Regions from separate parts of the Homo sapiens genome. Here region 2 is linked to region 1. Evidence: chromatin loops called from intact Hi-C (ENCODE). Cell type or tissue: endothelial cell of umbilical vein. All regions are shown on one strand. Links, peaks and the distances in the headings refer to the core of each region. The heading gives the core; the rest is flanking DNA. Region 1 has its middle 26 kb from the start of MIR4668. Region 2 overlaps SHOC1 (shortage in chiasmata 1).

Region 1 (7,076 bases), core at 1,116-6,115:
TAACAGCCATCTTCAACCTTGTTGGCACCAGGGACCAGTTTCATGGAAGACAATTTTTCCACAGATGGGATGGTGAGTTGGGGCATGGTTTCAGGGAGATTCAAGGCGTTCTGTTTATTGTGCATTTTCTTTTTTTTTCCTTTTTTTTTTTAGTGAAATGGAGTCTCTGCCATCCACGCTGGAGTGCAGTGGCATGATCTCGGCTCACTGCAACCTCCACCTCCCGGGTTCAAGTGATTCTCCTGCCTCAGACTCCCAAGTAGCTGGGATTACAGGAACCTGCCACCACGCCCGACTAATTTATGTATTTTTAGTAGAAACGGGTTTTGACCATGTTGGTCAGGCTGGTCTCGAACTCCTGACCTCAGGTGATCCACCTGCCTTGGCCTCCCAAAGTGCTGGGATTACAAGTGTGAACCACTGTGCCCAGCCTTTATTTCTATTATTCTGACATTGTCATATATAATGAAATAATTATACAACTCACCATAATATGGACTCAGTGGGATCCCTGAGCTTGTTTTCCTACGACTAGACGGTCCCATCTGGGGGTGATGGGAAAGAGTGGCAGATCATCAGGCATTAGATTCCCATGAGGAGCTCAACTTAGATCTCTCCCACGCGCAGTTCACAATAGGGTTTGCGCTCCTATGAGAATCTAATGCTGCCGCTGAGCTGACAGAAGGCAGAGCTCAGGTGGTAATGTGAGTGATGGAGCAGGGCTGTAAATGCAGATGGAGCTTTGTTTGCTCACCTGCTGCTCACCTCCTCCTGTGCTGCCCAGCTCCTAACAGGCCACAGACGGGTACTGGTTGGGGATCCCTGCTGTGTAATCTTCCCATTATCAAACTATGTTCTAGGCCCGGGGGATGGGGGAGGATAGTTGTTGAGCTGCATAAAGGTTCATTAGAGACCTGGCTGTATGGCCAGCACTCTGCCTTATACGTGTACCTTCATAAACCATCAATGTTCAAAGCAATCTGGATAAACCTCTCTGTACCTTACAACCCAAAGATCCTAACAGATTAGCTTTTCCTCTGGCAATTGCACTCTGCACAAACTGTGTAAATTAGTACTAAAACTTTTGATCCACTAGTTTTTATCTCCCAGTTGTAAGACCTGAGGTCTTTTTGATTAGCCCAGAATTCACTGTGGTCATTTCTCCCATCCCAAATAATCAGTGTTGCAGCGTTAGAAGCCTCACTGTTTACCCTAACAACTCCCTCCACTTTTTTCCCCCCGGCCCTCCTAGAAAGGACTCCTTGGGCAGTAGGTACATCCATGTCTAGTGTCTGTCTTGAGATCTGAGAATGTCATGAGCGGTCAAGATGACTGAGCACCTACAACACAACTCTCTGCTCACAGGAAGTAAAGCACCTGGGTAGAAAATAGGTGTGTTGATGGGTGGAGATAAGTCAAATGGAGAGAAAACAAGAACATACCTGATTAGCTGGGAACTATAACCTCTAGTTACACTCTGATTGCCCCAACCTACTTCTACTCTACTTCCTCACCCTCCTCACCCCTTTTCTTTTCTTTCCTTCTTTCTTTTTTTCTTTTCTTTTTTTTTTTTTTTTTTTTTTTTTTTTTTTTGAGATGGAGTCTCTCGCTCTGTCACCCAGGCTGGATTACAGTTGTGCAATCTCAGCTTACTGCAACCTCTGCCTCCCAGGTTCAAGCAATTCTCCTGCCTCAGCCTACTGAGTAGCTGGGATTACAGGCTCATGCCACCATGCCTGGCTAATTTTTGTACTTTTAGTAGAGACGGGGTTTCCCCATATTGGTCAGGCTGGTCTCGAACTCGTGACCTCGTGATCCACCCACCTCAGCCTCCCAAAGTGCTGAGATTACAGGCATGAGCCACCGTGCCCAGCTCCTCACCCCTTTTCTGCTCTCTGCTACTCCTCTCCTCTCTCCTTCTCCCTGATCTCCTTGCTCTCTTCTACCCCCATTTTTCTTTTCTTTTCTTTGCTTTTTCTTTTGGAGAAAAATAAAAGAAGGCTTTTCGCTCTGTCACCCAGGCTGGAGTACAGTGGCACAATCTTAGCTCACCGCAACCTCTACCTCCCAGGTTCAAGCAATTCTCATGCCTCAGCCTCCCCAGTAGCTGGGATTACAGGCACCCACCACCATGCCCGACTAATATATGTATTTTTAGTAGAGACGGGGTTTTGCCATGTTTGCCAGACTGGTCTCGAACTCCTTACCTCGAGTGATCCGCCCACCTTGGCCTCCCAAAGTGCTGGGATTACAGGCATGAGCCACTGCTCCTGGCCTACCCCCATTTTTCTTCAGGACCCTGGGAGGTACAAGTAAACCACAAGGAAACATTGGCAGGACCCAATCCTCTCTTCCAAAAAGTCTCCAGTGACAAAAGGATGAATTTTTCACAGTTAGGCACAAACGTATTTTTTCACCTATAAAGTTGGCAAAGTTTGAAAGCCCATTTTATTTACAAAAGTGTGGGAAAGTGAGCACTCTCCTACATTTGCTGGTGGAAGCAGAAATTGGCACAAACTCTGTATGAAAATTATAAATACACATGCCCACTTTGGGAGGCCAAGGCGGGCAGATCACGAGGTCAGGAGATCGAGACCATCCCGGCTAACACGGTGAAACCCTGTCTCTACTAAAAATACAAAAAAAAACAAAAATTAGCCAGGCGTGGTGGCGGGCGCCTGTAGTCCCAGCTACTTGGGAGGCTGAGGCAGGAGAATGGCGTGAACCCGGGAGGCGGAGCTTGCAGTGAGCCGAGATCGTGCCACTGCACTCCAGCCTGGGTGACAGAGCCAGACTCTGTCTCAAAAAAAAAAAAAATAAATAAAAAATAAATAAATAAATACACATGCCTTTTGACCTAACAGTTCTACTTCTAGGAATTCATTCTACAGATGTACATGTAGCAAACTGAACTTTAATCTTTTTCTTTCAGGGAATATCCATTAAAGATGGCTCTAATGAGGAAGTAGCATTCTTTGGAATTCTCTGCAGCCCACGATATGAGATGTCTCCTGCTGTAGTCAATGACTGAGCACGGTGGCTCACGCCTGTAATCCAGCATTTTGGGAGGCCGAGGTGCGTGGATCACTTAAAGCCAGGAGTTCAAGACCAGCCTGGCCAACAGGGTGAAACCCTGTCTCTACTAAAAATATAAAAATTAGCTGGATGTGGTGGCATATGCCTGTAATCCCAGCTACCTGGGAGGCTGAGTCAGGAAAATCACTTGAACCTGGTAGGTAGAGGTTGCAGTGAGCTGAGATTGTGCCACTGCACTCCAGCCTGAGCAACAGAGTGAGACTCAGTCTTAACAAAAAAAAAAAAAAGGAAGGAAGGAAGAAAAAGAAAGAAAGAAAGAGAGAAAGGAAGGAAGGAAGGAAAGAAGAAAAGAAAGGAAGAAAGGAAGAAAAAAGAAAGAAAGAAAGAAAGAAGAAAGAAAGAAAGAAAGAAAGAAAAGAAAGAAAGAAAGAAAGAAAGAAAATGATGTAGGTAGGTGATATCTCCCCAGTCAAACCTTCCCCTGATTTCTCCAATAAAACGACACAAATACCACCTCACTATATCCCTTACAGATTGCAGTTGAAGAACTCAAGCTATTCACCAACTGTTCTGCTTTCTGATGAATGAGTATGAGAGGATTATGACTGTGTAATATGAGATATTGGGCAAGAAGTGATTAAAAAGCAGTATCTCAAGTTACTCTTGCTGCAGAAGCATGTAACACTGTTGCCCAGGAAATACCAGAGCATTGTGCACATGGAGGAGTCATTTTCAGTTCCGATCTCAAGCAGGAAGGAACTCCTCCAGACAGAGGGGCTTTAAACCTCCTTTTCTTGGCCACCACATATATGAATACAGTCACTAGAGGAGAAAAATCCCAGCAGATTACATGCTCACAGCCCTCGGGTTGGAGATTCAGAGCATTCAGCCTCACTCAGCTATTCTCAGACTCAGCATCCAAACACTGCAGCTTCAGCTTGTGCAGAAAGATGATGCTGAGTAATAAGATCCTATAGAAACAGGCAGACATCCCAGTGCAGGGCATCCTGTGTGAGACCAGGAGACATGGGCTGCCCACAAACAATTAGACCCAACCTGCCCCACTGGTTTAGGGTAATCACTGGCATCATCTGAAGAGGAGCAGGAGTTGGAGATCAGAACCCACTGTGGGTTTTTTGTTTTTTTTTTTTGCTTTTTGAGACAGAATGTCACTCTTGTCGCTCAGGCTGGAGTGCAGTGTCACAATCTTGGCTCACTGTAACCTCTGCTTCCTGGGTTCAAGTGATTCTCCCACCTCAGCCTTCTAAGTAACTGGGATTACAGGCTCCTGCCATCATGCCAGGCTAATTTTTGTATTTTTAGTAGAAACGGGGTTTCACCATGTTGGCCAGGCTGGTCTCCAACTCCTTACCTCAGGTGATCCGCCCGCCTCAGCCTCCCAAAGTGCTGGGATTACAGACGTAAGCCACTGCTCCCGGCCTCACTGTGGGTTTTTTTTAACTAGTGTGTAGTACAGCCCTTTTTCAGTCACTTTCAGCATTTCATTATGATGTCTTTACAAAGTTTTGAGGTTGGTGAATTCCAAGACAATGTTAGAATCTTCTAGAAAAATAAAGATAAGTACCGCCTTTTACCAATTTCTTACCATTGTTTGTGCCACACATTACAACAGCTCTTCATTTAAGGTGGGGGAGGATACGATATTGAGTTGAAACATCATGGCAGTTTCTGTTTTATGTTGGACAAGCCTTCTGTGCATTGTCTTGTCTGTAGTGCCAATTTTTATGGTTCGATGGTGTATTTACAGACATGACAATAATGGTGGTGGTGGGATGGAACAGAATAATGTTGGGTTCTGGAGTGCCTGGATAGCAGGGAAATAATTCAGACAGAAAAATAGCAAGGCCAAAAATAAATTGTGCACTTGAGAGGCTGAAAGAGAATGAGATATGAATCCCTGACTGTAATTGTAGTTGTGTTCACTGTGAGGACAGGTGTTTGCCCTCTGATAATAAGTAGACTTTAATCCTAGGTGTGAGTGCTAGCCACTGTCAACAGGGGTGGCTCCAGATAAATCCAAAGTAATTGCCCAAGACACAACATCAGCCCACAACCAAATTCTCACACTGGAGAGTTACATGACTGGTGGATACAGCTCATTAGGTAATAGTCAAGGCACTGGTTCTTCCCAGTCAACAAACATCCTCTAAATGCTTCAGGAGCCAGCAAGGCAAGCTGTTCCAGCCATGGAGAGGTGTGGCTCTGGTGTGCGGTGACACACTGTGAACACCCAAGCTATGCAGTGCTGATTAGTTGGGTAATGGATGAATGAGTCAAAGATCACGCTTCCCAGTTTGTCAGCTGCTTGGTAGCTCCCAGGGACTGGCTCCAGTCTGTCACTGGCTCCATGCAAGCAAGCAATCCTGGGGCTGATTGTGAGCCACAGAGTCACTGTCAAGACCGGAGTTTCAGTGTAGTAGGTGGAGAGGAAGGATAAAGAACCATCTGACTCGCAACCTTCAGTCTAGAGAGGAGGATTCGGTCAGAGGCTACGTTTTCCTGAGCATCTTCCTTTTCTTCAGGGCATTGTGAATATGTGATGACAGCCCAAGGCAAGAAGCAAAGCAAGAGTCTGATCCCATGCACTAGGTATCCCAAGGCTAGAGGGGGAGGTCTTCAGCCTGAGTCATCAGCTCAGGCAATGTATGAAGTCTTGCCTATAAGACATGACCACCACTGTTGAGACTTGTCACATTGCCAATCAAAAGTTCTGGGATGGGGGGTTGGCAGGTGGCGAGCTTTCCTTCCAATCCCCAGTGTTCCAGGAAGAACAAAGGAATCATATACTCTCAGCTTTAAATCCTGGCTAAATTTCTCAATAATTGAATGACTACAGACAAAGAATTAATATGTGAGTCTCAATTTCTTATCTGTAAATATAATATCCACATTGTAGGGCTGTTCTGAATATTACATTAAATTAGATACATAAAGCTCCCAACACAGTAGCTAGTACAAGTAGAAGCTCCATAAATGACAATTTCTATCTCTGGGACTAGTGAATCTCAGAGTTAGAAAAATGTAAAAAGTCATCCAAGAAAACCTTCCTTCAATTAGCCGGGCATGGTGGCACGTGTCTGTAGTCCCAGCTACTCAGGAGGCTGAGGCAAGAGAATGGCTTGAACCTGGGAGACAGAGGTTGCAGTGAGCCAAGATTGCGTCACTGCACTCCAGCCTGTGCGACAGAGTGAGACTCTGTCTCAAAAAAAACAAACAAACAAGCAAACAAAAAAAACAAACAAAAAAAAAAAAATACAAACCCCAAACCAAACCAAACAAAAAACCCTCCTTCAGAATTTCTGTTGTCAGAATTTCCTATGCCACCTCTAAGACATGGGCCATTCAGCCTCTGTTTTGAATCCATCGAAGGCAAGAGGGATCTTCTTCAGCAGTTCTGAGGGTCTTGCCGAAATTGAGCTGAAACATAATTCTCAGGGGCTTCTACTATTTGAAATAGTGATACCTTGCCATATGCAGGACAAGTGCTTTCAGTTGTACAGACTGCACATTGCTCAGCTGTGGGCGTCTGCTGCTTTTCACGTAGACTACTGTGTAAACAGTGTCCCTGGAGTTGGGCAGTGTGATGGCCCTATCAATGTGATAATCATTCAAATATTTGGGGTCAACCTCACACTCATTTGAGTCTTCTCCAATGAAAACACTCATAATTCCTCTGTCAAGCCTCATCTGGCAAGTTTTGGTTTTCCATCACTCTAGTGACTCTTCTTTGAATGCTCAACTGTGTGACACCTGGATCTGGGCACAATGCATTAATCATCTTCTGGCCAGTTTGGAATAGTGAGATTCACTTTTCACACCTCATGCTGCTATGTTCTCCTACCTCCACCCCACCCTGCATTTTATAATTTGCTTTGTTACTTTAGTTCTCATTTAATCCAAGAACAGGACTTTACATTGGCAAAGATTACTCAAGACTCACAGGACCAAGGGCAGAGTTTTTTTTTTTTTTTTCCAGTCTTAGAAAATTCCCTCCAACTTGACATTGATTCTTTTTTCTT
Region 2 (5,000 bases), core at 1-5,000, 200 kb before region 1:
GAATATATCTCAGGCTTCAACATTTTTTTTTAACTATTCAGGTAATTCCAACATACAGCCAAGGCTGAGAACCACTATTTAGAAGTAAATTTGACTTCTTAATTGATACATGTTCATTCCATTATAAAATCTTTTTAATTTGACAATTGTAGACAATGTATATTACACAAATTTTACAAAAATGTGCCTCACTACTTTTACTAAAATATTATTGAAAGCCAGTATTACAACCTCATTTAAACATATTGTATCTTCTAGTTTCTCTTGACAAAAGTTCACTTTATCCATACAAAAATCTTCTTTCACAAAAGCTTCCAAAGTTTCTTGAAGAGAGAAACATTCCCTTAAAAAAAAATACATTAATTAGTGTTTACTAAAAGCAAGTTACATACTAAATGTAGCCAACCAAAACACATAATCATTAAAATTAAAGTTGAGGTAAAACGATGATAAAAGTTATTGGCCGGGTGCAGTGGCTCACGCCTGTAATCCCAGCACTTTGGGAGGCCGAGGCGGGTGGATCACCTGAGGTCAGGAGTTCAAGACCAGCCTGGCCAACATGGTGAAACCATGTCTCTACTAAAAATACAAAAATTAGCTGGGCACAGTGGCGCACGCCTGTAGTCTCAGCAAGGCTGAGGCAGGAGAATCGCATGTGCCCAGGAGGCGGAGGTTGCAGTGAGCCGAGATTGCGCCATTGTACTCCAGCCTGGGCGACAGAGCAAGACTCATCTCAAAACAAAACAAAAAAAAACATTGTTGATAACATCTAAGCTTGTGATCATACTAAAACATTTTCACCTCTTAAAAATATTTACAGCATTGGTCAATTAAGTAAGTACCTGGAAAAATTAGCTTCTGTGAAGATCTGTCCTTTGAAATCTAAAAGAGGATCCTTTACCAAAAACAGTTTTAGTCTACTCAAGAGAGTAGGCAAAGTTGGTAGGTGTTTTCTACTACTTACAAAAAGTATTCCTTTATCATCAATAAATAAATCTGAAAAGAAATAAGAAATATAAAGGAATAAGAAAAAAACAAAAAGTTATCCAAAGAGATCTAGATAGTTAATGTAATCAGTCATTAGATACAGCTGGGTTTTTCAATCACATTTTAAACTCTGTAGCTCTTCATTGTACTGTGCATATAGAGCATGTAGCATAGTTCTGGAACAAAGGCAAAAGTACAATAAATTTTAGTATTATCTAGGACACCGAGGAATAGCCAAATATCCCAAAAGAGCTGTAACGGCTAATACTTTATCAATAAAGATTAATCAATGGAGGAAAATATCTTATGGACTTACACTTCAAAATAGCCAGGCGTAGCCTAAGCAAAATTTTAAAGAAATAGAAGTATTTGACTTCTGCTGACCTTGGTCTTCTCTGCATCATTTTACCTCTTAATATCTCCAATTCATCCCCCAGAGTCTCTGACATGTAGGGAATGGAGATGGTCTACAGTGCCTACAAATGAGACTGATTCTATTATTCTTAAGTTATTCACATGGTTGCTATAAAATTATTTACAGTGAAAGTTTTAAGCAAAGAATCTACTTGAGGAGTATGATATAGCTTATGTATTAAGAAACACTACTGCTAACAGTTAATTTCTGGAATAAATTTCTCCTCTCGGTCTCCACCCTGCCTTGTCTGGGTTTCTTTAGAATCTTGGCTAGCTGTCTAACAGCTTTAACAGTTTCTAAGTCACAGGAAGGAACATAAACTTGCCCCCAATTCTTCAATAAGTTTTTGAGTAGAAAGAGAAAAAGAAAAATATAAGCTCAGATGAAGAACTACTCAAAAAGCCAAGTTCCCAAAAAAGAAAGCCATCCTGAAGGGAGAGCAATGGTTTCTCATCCTGGGTATTGACTTTTCGGTTAAGTGACGCTGAATGGCATAAGAAAAGAATAGTACGGAGTTTTCAGGTAGTAATGTCTCCCACGGTTAACTACATAATTGGTATGCAGGCAGCAAGGGAACATCCCTTTGCTTGGTGCTAACTTGATATGCCTTAAGAGAACTTGTGGTATGAACTAGCTTCCTAAAAGAGATTTATCTGAACTTAAGTTCCTGACAATCTCATGGCCAAAAGCTTCCCATGACACACCAAAGGAAGTTAGTCAATCAATTCCATGTCTAAGGAGGGCTTATCTGAGACAGTTAAATATGGTTTACTGGTATAATCCATTCTGTAAGTATTAATGAAATCACATTAATAGTAAAAACCCAAACAGCATTAATTTATATCCTATATCCACCTTCTGCTTCTAAACAGATCCTCCAGCCATCTTCCCTATCTACAGCCTCATTCTGGATATTTCTGGAACTAAATGGCTGACATCTGAAGTCAGTTATATGGTCTTGTTTTCCATCCACCCTTTTTTGATGAAACCACTTGAGGGCAGCATCACACCACAACTAATATTCTTTGTAATTCTACCAAGGTTGTTTATAGCAAGAGTGCCACTTCCTTACTTTCTTTGAGTTATACAGCATGCCCTGGAGTTCTTATTTTACTACAGCTAATACATGTACTATACAGATATAAGGAGACTGTTTTCTTCTATTGTAGAGGAATATTAAATTGTCACCAGGAAACAAAATTTTGGCTAGTTAACTATGAAAAGAAGCAGAAAAAGGTCTACTAATATGAAAGAAGAGAGGTTTATTCTTTACAAAGGACACTTTTGTCTCCCTAGAAAATTCAAGATAATGAAATGAAAACAAAAGAGTTCACTAAGTTATCTGATAAAAATTATACAATTAATGTTTTTTTTTAATATATAAAAACTTGGTCATAAAAATTAATGGAAAAAACATAAAAATACCAATTTGTGAACTATCAAGGACTAAACATAAAAATATTCAGAAAGTATATGCAGGAAATGATAGAACTTTATTGAAGATCATTTTTTTAAAAATTTGAAAAAAAGGCAAGATAAAAAACACTTTCCTAGCTAGAAAGACTAACTATGGTAAAATTTTAAAGGATCCCATTACCATTTCAAGAGGTCTGTTTTAGAACTTGGAAAAGTGATTACAAAGTAAATCTGGAAGAATATAGTTATGAGAGTAGAAAAAAGTAATAAAATAGGAGATTATTTATATATTATAATTATACATTTAATAGTTAAAATTATATGATACTGACACAATAATAGGCAAAATAGATCATAATAGAAAATCCAGAAATGAATTCTAATGTGGTTAAGGATTTAATATATAATGTGAGTGGCATTTCTAATCAGTGGGAAAGAAAGGACTATTTCATAAATGATATTGGGGCAATTATCAAAAACACTTGGAAAAAGATTTTTATTCCTACTTTTAAACATACATCAAAATCTAAAATAAAACTAGGCACCTTCAGCTGGGCCTGGTGGCTCATGCCTGTAATCCCAGCACTTTGGGAGGCTGAAGTGGGCAGATCACTGGATGTCAGAAGTTCGAGACCAGCCTGGCCTACATGGCGAAACCCCCTCTCTACTAAAAATACAAAAATTAGCCGGGCTTGGTGGTGGGGACCTGTAATCCCAGCTACTCGGGAGGCTGAGGCAGGAGAATCACTTGAACCTGGGAGGTGGAGGTTGCAGTTAGCTGAGATCACACCACTGCACTCCAGCCTGGGCCACAGAGCAAGACTCCATCTTAGAACAAAAAACAAACAAACAAACAAACCTCATGCACCTTCAAGAAAATACAAACAAGTATTTATCTAATTAAGAAAGAATTTTCTAAGTATAAAAGGAATGAAAGAAACCATAAAAGAAAACAATTGGCAGAATTGGTTAGGTTCAAGTTAAATATATTTGGAGTTAATACCTTTACATATAAAGATAAAATATATGTCAAAATATAAACAAAAGAGAAAATCATTTCACAAAACAAAAAGATGCAGATGGCCAATAAAGACCAGTAATTCTATTAATTTACTTTTTTATGCCCAGCTTGTCAATAACAGAGATCACCAGTAATTTTAAAGATGTAAGTAAAAATATAATTTTTTTGCCCATCACATTGGTTTAAATGTATTACCACAACATCAGCAGTAATATATTCAATGATGATAATACTGGCATAAACAGGGCATTCTCATACCATACTAGTGGACATATAGCTAAAAAAGCACTTATACTAAATAGATCAATTTCTAGGAATTCATGCCAAGGAAATAATTGGAAATAAGAATACATATTTATATACATATTTGAAATTAAAAACATTAGTGGTCTCAAATTTGGAAATGTGTGATATGTACATAAGATTAAAAACTGCAGTCATTAAAAGCCATGCTTTTGTCTAGCACGGTGGCTCACACCTGTAATCCCAGCACTTTGGAAGGCTGAGGTGGGAGGATTGCTTGAGCCTAGAAGTTTGAGACCAGCCTGGACAACATAGGGACATCTTGTCTCTACAAAAAAATTAAAAATTAGTCAGGCATGGTGGCACAGCTATGGTCTCAGCTACTTAGGAGGCTAAGACAGGAGGATCACTTGAGCCCGGGGGTTTCAAGGCTGCAGTGAGCTGTGATTGCACCACTATACTCCAGCCTGAGAAACAGAGTCTCAATTTAAAAAAAAAGAAAGAAAGAAAAAGAAAAAGACACGCTTTTGTGGAAAAATCAAGCATAAAATAAAATATTCCCAAGATCATGTTAATATTTAAAAATAATATCATGTATATATAGTATGATCACAATAGTAAAACAATTTATCTTTGAATTATAGAATTATGAGTTTTTAGTAAAGGGACATTCTATATATTTAAGATGTAGATATCTTAACCTATGTAGAAAAACATAAAATTCAATCCTCATTCATGATTAAAAGCTGTTATCAAACTAGGAACAGAAGGAATCTTCCTCAACCCACTAAAGGAAATGCTTCTAATATTTCACCATTGAAAATGACATACACATGAAATGTTAGAAGCATTTTCTTTACCATCAGAAATAAGATAGCAACCATCATGCTTCTACCGAACAAAGTTCTAGCGGTTTTA

The links. A loop is a pair of places that touch in the nucleus more often than their neighbours do. Peaks named below come from ENCODE experiments on the same cell type or tissue, not always from the same donor. Only the 100,000 strongest peaks of a DNase experiment are listed, where the experiment ranks them.
Region 2: it touches region 1 in a loop (8-fold over the local background); 2 of 110 quality-filtered maps call a loop at or near these places.

The regions. Positions count from the first base shown.
Region 1 is chr9:111,954,507-111,961,582 of GRCh38, forward strand. No RefSeq gene overlaps it. Among named protein-coding and RNA genes, the nearest start is that of MIR4668, 26 kb to the left of the region's middle. RefSeq lists an enhancer at 1,875-1,944. In endothelial cell of umbilical vein, for the core only: no CTCF peak of the experiment used is centred there; DNase peaks (open chromatin) are centred at 3,765, 5,335 and 5,705; H3K27ac peaks cover 3,228 bases.
Region 2 is chr9:111,757,853-111,762,852 of GRCh38, forward strand. SHOC1 (shortage in chiasmata 1) reads right to left here. Exons shown (of 28, transcript NM_001378211.1): 6 at 843-996; 7 at 232-343. Among named protein-coding and RNA genes, the nearest start is that of SHOC1, 35 kb to the right of the region's middle. In endothelial cell of umbilical vein, for the core only: a CTCF peak has its summit at 2,391 (motif pointing right); a DNase peak (open chromatin) is centred at 2,419; H3K27ac peaks cover 1,260 bases.